2 separate regions of the Homo sapiens genome follow, and region 2 is linked to region 1. The links are chromatin contacts, found by Hi-C in ENCODE. All regions are on one chromosome and are shown on one strand. Each heading gives the region's core, a stretch centred on a gene start or an enhancer-like site at or near the end of the contact. The rest is flanking DNA. Distances are from core to core; before and after follow the strand shown. Region 1 holds the start of LINC02406 (long intergenic non-protein coding RNA 2406). Region 2 holds the start of KIF21A (kinesin family member 21A).

Region 1 (3,371 bases), core at 372-2,871:
ATGCAGATTGTAGCAATAAGCCATTATGACTTTTAGAAAATCTGTAAAGTGCACGTAAATATTATTTGATGCAAAGTTATTGTTGTTTGGACAGAGGTAACAGTTATTAAGAGAAAGAAATGAACAGAGTAAATATGTTTTAAAAATAAAAAGGCTATGGAGGAACCTGAGTCTAAAACACACCTCCAAAAAGTCGCTTTCAGTGGCCACCTTACCCCTCCTCATCTTCCCTGGAGCCTGCTCCCCCTGGTTTGGATCAACTTCTATCAGGCACATCCTTCCCGAACTGGACTTCCAGGTGTTCAACTCCCTCCCTTCTTTGTCATGTTCTCAAAGGACCTCAGTCCATTATAATGTCTTCTTTCCCCCACGCCCCATCATTGCAAGCTGTCAGTGTAATTAGTCATAACATAGGCTGTTTAATACCTCTTAGATTTAGTTTTCTGAAAAGGGATCGTTGCATCTTCCACAGACTGTGGAACATAGAAAAATTCTAGCGTTCAGCGAGTCAGTGCATCCCTCTGAATAGTCACCAAGATACTGTTTTAGTTTGGATATTTAAATTATGTCAGGTATAGATCCCTAAAATTGGAGATGAAACAGTGAACATGACTTTCTATTTTCTTGTATGGTGGTAAGAACACTTAATATGAGATTACCCTCTCAACAAATGCTGAAGTGTGCAATACAGTAAGGAGTATCAGATGTGGGACAGTCAAAAGAGGATCTAAAACGCAGGAGACGGAGGTTAAGCAGCGGTTTCCCGGGACTGGGTTGTGCTCCCGAACGTTCGCAGGTTCCAGGACCGACCGCTCACCCCGGCGGCAGCCGACCGGGTCCCCACTCAACGCCGAGCTACCCCGGCTCAGCCCCCTGGCCGCGAACTGGGGGTCCAAGTGGGAGCGGACCTTGCGCCACCTGCCCCGCTCGCGGGAAAGGCAGTAGGAGGGAGGCGACTAGGTCTCTAGCGACAGAATCCGCACCTGCCCCACGTGCCCTGGCTGCAAGTCGCGACGCCTGCAAACAGAGGGCCCAGGGCGCCGGGACTGGGGAGGGGCGGGCCTGGGCGGCCCAGCCGGTCCCGGAGAGGCCGCCACAGAAGCCGGCCCCGAGCCCTGGGGCACATTCTGGGGAGGGGGGTGGGGTTCCGCGGCCCTTATCACTACAGCCCAGGAGAGAACCCGGTTTTGAGCGTGGTTTCCCCGCCTGCCCCCATTTGCACGCCGCGACTCTCTTTTTTAAAACAAGAGTGGAAGAGAAAGGCGCCAACTTATGTCCCTCTTGCTCTTCGGGGCTTCATGAAGGGACCTCCTACCCACACCCACGCCCAAACCCGCCACAAACTCCAGAGCGGGACAGAGTCCGCGACCTTCAGACGACCCCGGCGCGAAAGCGCGCGCCCACTCGGAGTGCCCCGAGCCAGCGCCGGCGAAGCAGGTGGATTCGACCGCCCCCAATTCGTCCCGCTTCAGCACCCGAGTCACTCCCGTTCCCGCCTCCTGGTGCTGGAGGACCTCACCCAGCACCGAGGGGCACGGACAAAACGGAGCGGGAAGTGCCCAGTTCTTGACGTCGGATCCGTGTTCGCGGCCGGCTCAGGGTCCGGCGCTGAGGACGCGTGTGCGGGGTGGTCCGCCGCCCCGGAAGGTCGCGAACTCGCCGCCTCCAGCGCCGGCGCCTTAACCCCGCCGGTCCCGGCGCCAAAGTCCCGACAGTGGCGGACGCCGGCACCAGGGGCGATGGAGAGCAGGCGACACCGAGGGTGTCCATCCGGTCCACCCAACCTGGTGCAAGGCTCTGGGAAGCGCGCTGACAGGATTTCAAGGCCAGAGTTAAAAAGGCGCGTTCCGTGGTAACATTTTAATCCACTCACTGCCAGCTGCTGCCACTTCTCTTGCTACTGCACACGGAAAGCCCTCTTCCACCTCTCTCCATTTCCCCAATTCTATAATACCTCCATTTAGTTTCATGTTTGTTTTGCTTTTGCATATTAAAAGATTTATAATAATAGTTCTGACGCACAAGGCTTAAGAGACAAGCTATATAGACTGCAATCCGATTTTATAGGCTTGAATCCACCGTCGGTTGGTTATGAGATGCTTAGAAAATTATTTCCATTCTCTGTTCCTCATTTTCCTCACATGTACAACATGGATAATAACAGTACTGATCTCATAAGGTTATTTGGAAGATATGGGCATATAGCACAAATTGCCTGATGCCGAGTAAGCACTCAGAGCTCTCCTCCTCACAGAACTGTAATGTATTACAACTGAAAGAGCTTTAAAAACACGATTTTCTGAGGCTGAGCGCAATGGCTCAGGCCTGTAATCCCAGCACTTTGGGAGGCCGAGGCGGGCGGATCACCTGAGGTCGGGAGTTCGATACCAGCCTGACCAACATGGAGAAATTCGTCTCTACTAAAAATACAAAATTAGCTGGGCGTGGTGGCACATGCCTGTAATCCCAGCTACTCGGAAGGCTGAGGCAGGAGAATCACTTGAACCCGGGAAGCGGAGGTTGCGGTGAGCCGAGATCGCGCCATTGCACTCCAGCCTGGGCAACAAGAGCGAAACTCCGTCTCAAAAAAGAAAAAAAGAAAAAAAAAAAACTAAACTAAACCCACGATTTTCTATTGTACTGCGAATTTGTCGATTAGGGATGGGTGGGAAACTTCTGTTAGTGATCGGACTTTCAGGCTGGGCAACCTGGGTTGCAGTTCTACCTTCACCTCTTACAAAATGTGTGACCTTGGGCAAGTCACTTCACCTTTCTGCACCTCAATTACATCCTCTGTCAAATGAGATAATAGCTCTTGTTAGTGAGGACTCAATAAGCTAACATTTGCAATTAATTTAGAATATTTACTATCAAATGTATATGCCTTTATAAAATGTAGAATTTACCTTTTATAAGGAGGTAACTTGTAATTCAAATTCTATGCAAATCCATCAGAATCTCAGCCTTATTACAAACACTGCTAGCTACATTTGCAATGTACTCTAACCATTTTCATATTCTTTCCTTTCAACAAGCAATTACAAGTTAAACATGATAGTTAACATTTTCAATGACTGTAAGTAATAATTTTGGGAAAAATACTGAATACCGAATTATACTAGTTGAGGTATAAGATGTTAGTGACAATGTTAATTATTGTTTCCAATATTACTTATAAAATATACATTTTATACTTTTGAGGAATCAATTCAATATTCAGTGAATGTCTCCCTAAGCCTCATATTCACATTCTTTTTTTAATTTTAATTTTTAATTTTTGTGGGCATATATTAGGAGTATATATTTAAGATTTACGAGGTATATGGGATATTTTGATACCAGCATACAATGTGTAATACTTACATCAGGGT
Region 2 (3,384 bases), core at 93-2,592, 300 kb after region 1:
TAACTATAGAAATGTTTAGAGGGGAGAATTTTTAGAATAATTTTCTGGAAAGACTACAAGACTGGGAGATTGTTAATAGTTCCTAATTCCTTGGAGTGTAGATTATTTTTATAATCCTTAAAGCATAAATAAGGAGAAGTGAATTAACAGTAGACTCTCAGAGCTGTGAAAGCCACGCACTTACTCTAGGATGAATGCTTCATTAATTTTTCACACAGTGTGATGATGTTGCAATTTTCCATGAGCAACTATCAGAGCTTTCCTTCTTGATAAGTATCAAAACAGCCGAAATTACATCGAATACTCGTGCCTGTCATTGGCCGAAATATAATTTCAATACTAGGATGTACCTAGTATTTCCAGACTCACACCCTGGCCTGGGTAACGTTACGATTACATTGTATCCACCCTGCCTAATGTCAGTATGTTTCACACAGTCACCCATTTCACCCTTCCTCTGGCTAAAGAGTTTTCCTCCTTCTGTAGACCTCTCCCCAGTGGATTTTACCTTAAATTCCACTCCCATTCCAACACCCAAGAGGCTAGATCTGTCTCCTCTACCCACACGCGGGGGCATGTCTAGATCCCCGTGATGCTGAAAAAGATGTCTCATTTGCACAGACATCAGAACCCGAGTGGGCGCGCGGCGGGCCCTGCGGTCGCCGGCGCTGATAGTCAGATGCTTTGTCTCCTGCCTGGGAAGGCCGGAGCTGCATGGACACGTATGACAGACATTCTAGAACTAATAAAAAAGAACACCACAGCCCCGCGCACAGGCAGCTCCTCCCGGACAGGCGATAGCCCAAGGCGGCCAGACCTGAGGTGACTGATCCCGCGAGGGGACGGAGGGGAGTGACGAGGGCTTTTCCCCCAGAGAAGTCAAGACGCCCCCCAGGGACCCGGCGCCGCGCAGCCGCCAGCCACCTGCAAACACAGACGGCGTGAGGGCGGCGCAGTCGCCCTGCCAGCACCCGGCCGCGCGTGCCAGGCCAGCGGGGACTCACTGCCTCAGTTTCCTCAGCCGCAGAACCCGGCCGGGACGCCCCTCAGGTCGCTCCACCCCGGTAGCCGGTGCTCCGCGCCACAGCCAGGTCCTTGCCGCGCCCTCAACCCGCCGCCCGCCGCCCGCCGCCGGCAGACTGTCCTCACCTGACAGCCACCCGCACGGAGCTCTCGTCCGGGGCGCCCAACATGCTGGCGGCGGGCAGCGATCGAGCCGTTGGGCCTCGGCACCGCAGAGCTGAGGCGCCACTGGGGCCGCGGGACTCGGGCGCAGTAGGCTGGGGCGTCTGCGGGCGGGCGGCCGGCTCACCTCCGCCGCGCTCCAGCCATGTTGGGCGACTGAATGGAAAGGTGGCGGCGGCGCTGAGGCAGCAAGAGGAGGAGGTGATTCACGGCTCGCGGGCGCCCGCCCCTTCTCCACCGCTCACCCCCCAGGATCTGGGGCGGGGACAAAGCGCGCTTGAACGGCGAGCGCGCCTGTGGAGAAGCCAACAGGCCGCCAGCGGCCTCAGGGCGGCCGGGTGAGTGCGCCCTGCCCCCTCCGGTGGGGACGCGGCCTCCCAGCGGCCAGGCTGGGGACTCCACGCCCGCCAGGGCGCTCCGGGCTCCTCGCCCCGCACTGCGTCAGCCGCCGCCGCGCGGCTCAGCCCCACCTCGCCCTCCCCCAGCCTGCGCCCCGCCCTGCCCTCGTCGGGACACTGCCTGGCGCTGCTGGGCAGGGAGGCGAGGGGGAGGGATGCCTGCCGCCGGCTGCCCTCGCCCGAGGGCGACCAGCCTGTGCGCCCTTCCAGGCTCTTCTGGGAGAAGGAAGCAGCTAGTGCACGCGCTGCTGCCAGGTCCCTTCTCAAATCGAAGCTTGATTCAGCGGCGCGCCGGGAGCCAGGCAGCTGCTGCTGCGGTTCGGCTTTGTGTCCCACGCATAGCCTTATTGTCCTCTCTGCAGCTTGGACTTTGACCCCCTTCCCTAGCCCCCAGCTGAACGCCCTCCCTCCTCCCTCCCCGGAGTCAGTCATTCATGCTAAACGGACTCCCAGGTTTGTCCACTGTCTCTGGACAGCTGGGCTGTTCTACAGTTCATCGCCCGTTTACCAGCTCGGGTGGGATATGGAAATGATTTATTCGAGACTCCTGAATGCTTTTCTGTTCAATCATTTGTACACTGGTAAATGAACTGCACCCTGGTACTGCCAAGTGTTCCCAGAACTGAATATATCCACCAAGACCTGCTGTGTAGTAAATCCTTCCAAACTGATTTTCTTTCCCTTCTGGCCTTTAAAAAGCACCTCCCAATCCCAGGATTCTCTCAACATTGACCCATTGTGGTTTCTGTTTGTCACTATTGTGCTTCCACATGCCTTCAGATAGCTCTGTGGAAACAGCCTTTATTAGCTTTGCCACAGAGTATCTTTTGTGGACTGCTCCATACATCTCTATAAACAAACATGTGGCTTCATACGAAATAGTATCACAAATTAAATGGCACTATCCAAATAAAGGCACTACCTCAAATGCCTGCAATCTACAATCACATACCTAATCATCTTGTTCAGCAGTGATACAGCAGTGTGGCTCAGAGAAGGCTGCAACACTATGGGAAAAACAAGAAGTGTTTGATGATTTAAACCCATGGGAAGGCCGATGGGGTATATAATTATAGATAGTTTTAAATTTATTCTGTCCCTTAATCTCACTACCCCTAAATCTTAACAGACATGTAACTGGGAGGTAAAGAGGGCAGAGATGCTGAGTATCCTTCTATAGATCAAATTGGTGGGAAAGCTCTCCTCTGGCTACTCTTTGGAGGGCCTTTCCTAGCCTCAAAATTTATCCATCAACAAATCAGAGCTGCATTTCACCCTGCCCTGGCAAGCCCATATCTGGGTGGATCTGGGCTGGCCACCTTGCTTCTTTTGTTGATGAAAGCTGCAAGGAAAGCAAGAATGGCCCAGCACATTTAACAAGAAAACTAAAGAGAAATTTGTATAATTAAGACCCTCTTTTTAAAAAAAGTTCTTTTTTATTTTATTTTATTTTGAGACAAAGTCTTGCTCTGTCACCAGGCTGGAGTGCAGTGGCGTGATCTCGGCTCACTGTAACCTCTGCCTCCCGGGTTCAAGCGATTCTTCTGCCTCAGCCTCCTGAGTAGCTGGGACTACAGGCGTGTGCCACCATGCCCAGCTAATTTTTGTATTTTTAGTAGAGACAGAGTTTCACCGTATTGGCCAGGCTGGTCTTGAACTCCTGACCTTGTGATCCACCCGCCTCGGCCTCCCAAAGTGCTGGGATTACAGGCATGAGCCACCACACCCAGCCTATTTTATTTTTTGAGACAGTGTCTCGCTCTGTCATCCAGGCTGGAATGCAATGGTGTGATCTCAGCTC

Evidence for each region. Hi-C counts contacts between places; a loop is a spot of excess contacts on that map. Pooled maps may share reads with other maps.
Region 2: a pooled map shows a loop between it and region 1 (5-fold over the local background). The contact joins the promoter of KIF21A here to the promoter of LINC02406 in region 1. A Hi-C loop is called at or near these places in 1 of 50 pooled maps.

What each region holds. Positions count from the first base shown.
Region 1 is chr12:39,143,849-39,147,219 of GRCh38, forward strand. LINC02406 (long intergenic non-protein coding RNA 2406) reads right to left here and starts at 1,622. Exons shown (of 3, transcript NR_183477.1): 1 at 1,520-1,622.
Region 2 is chr12:39,441,778-39,445,161 of GRCh38, forward strand. It overlaps KIF21A (kinesin family member 21A), which reads right to left and starts at 1,343. Exons shown (of 38, transcript NM_001173464.2): 1 at 1,150-1,343. The coding sequence starts at 1,193. RefSeq lists enhancers at 284-353, 1,172-1,672, 1,954-2,013 and a silencer at 974-1,873.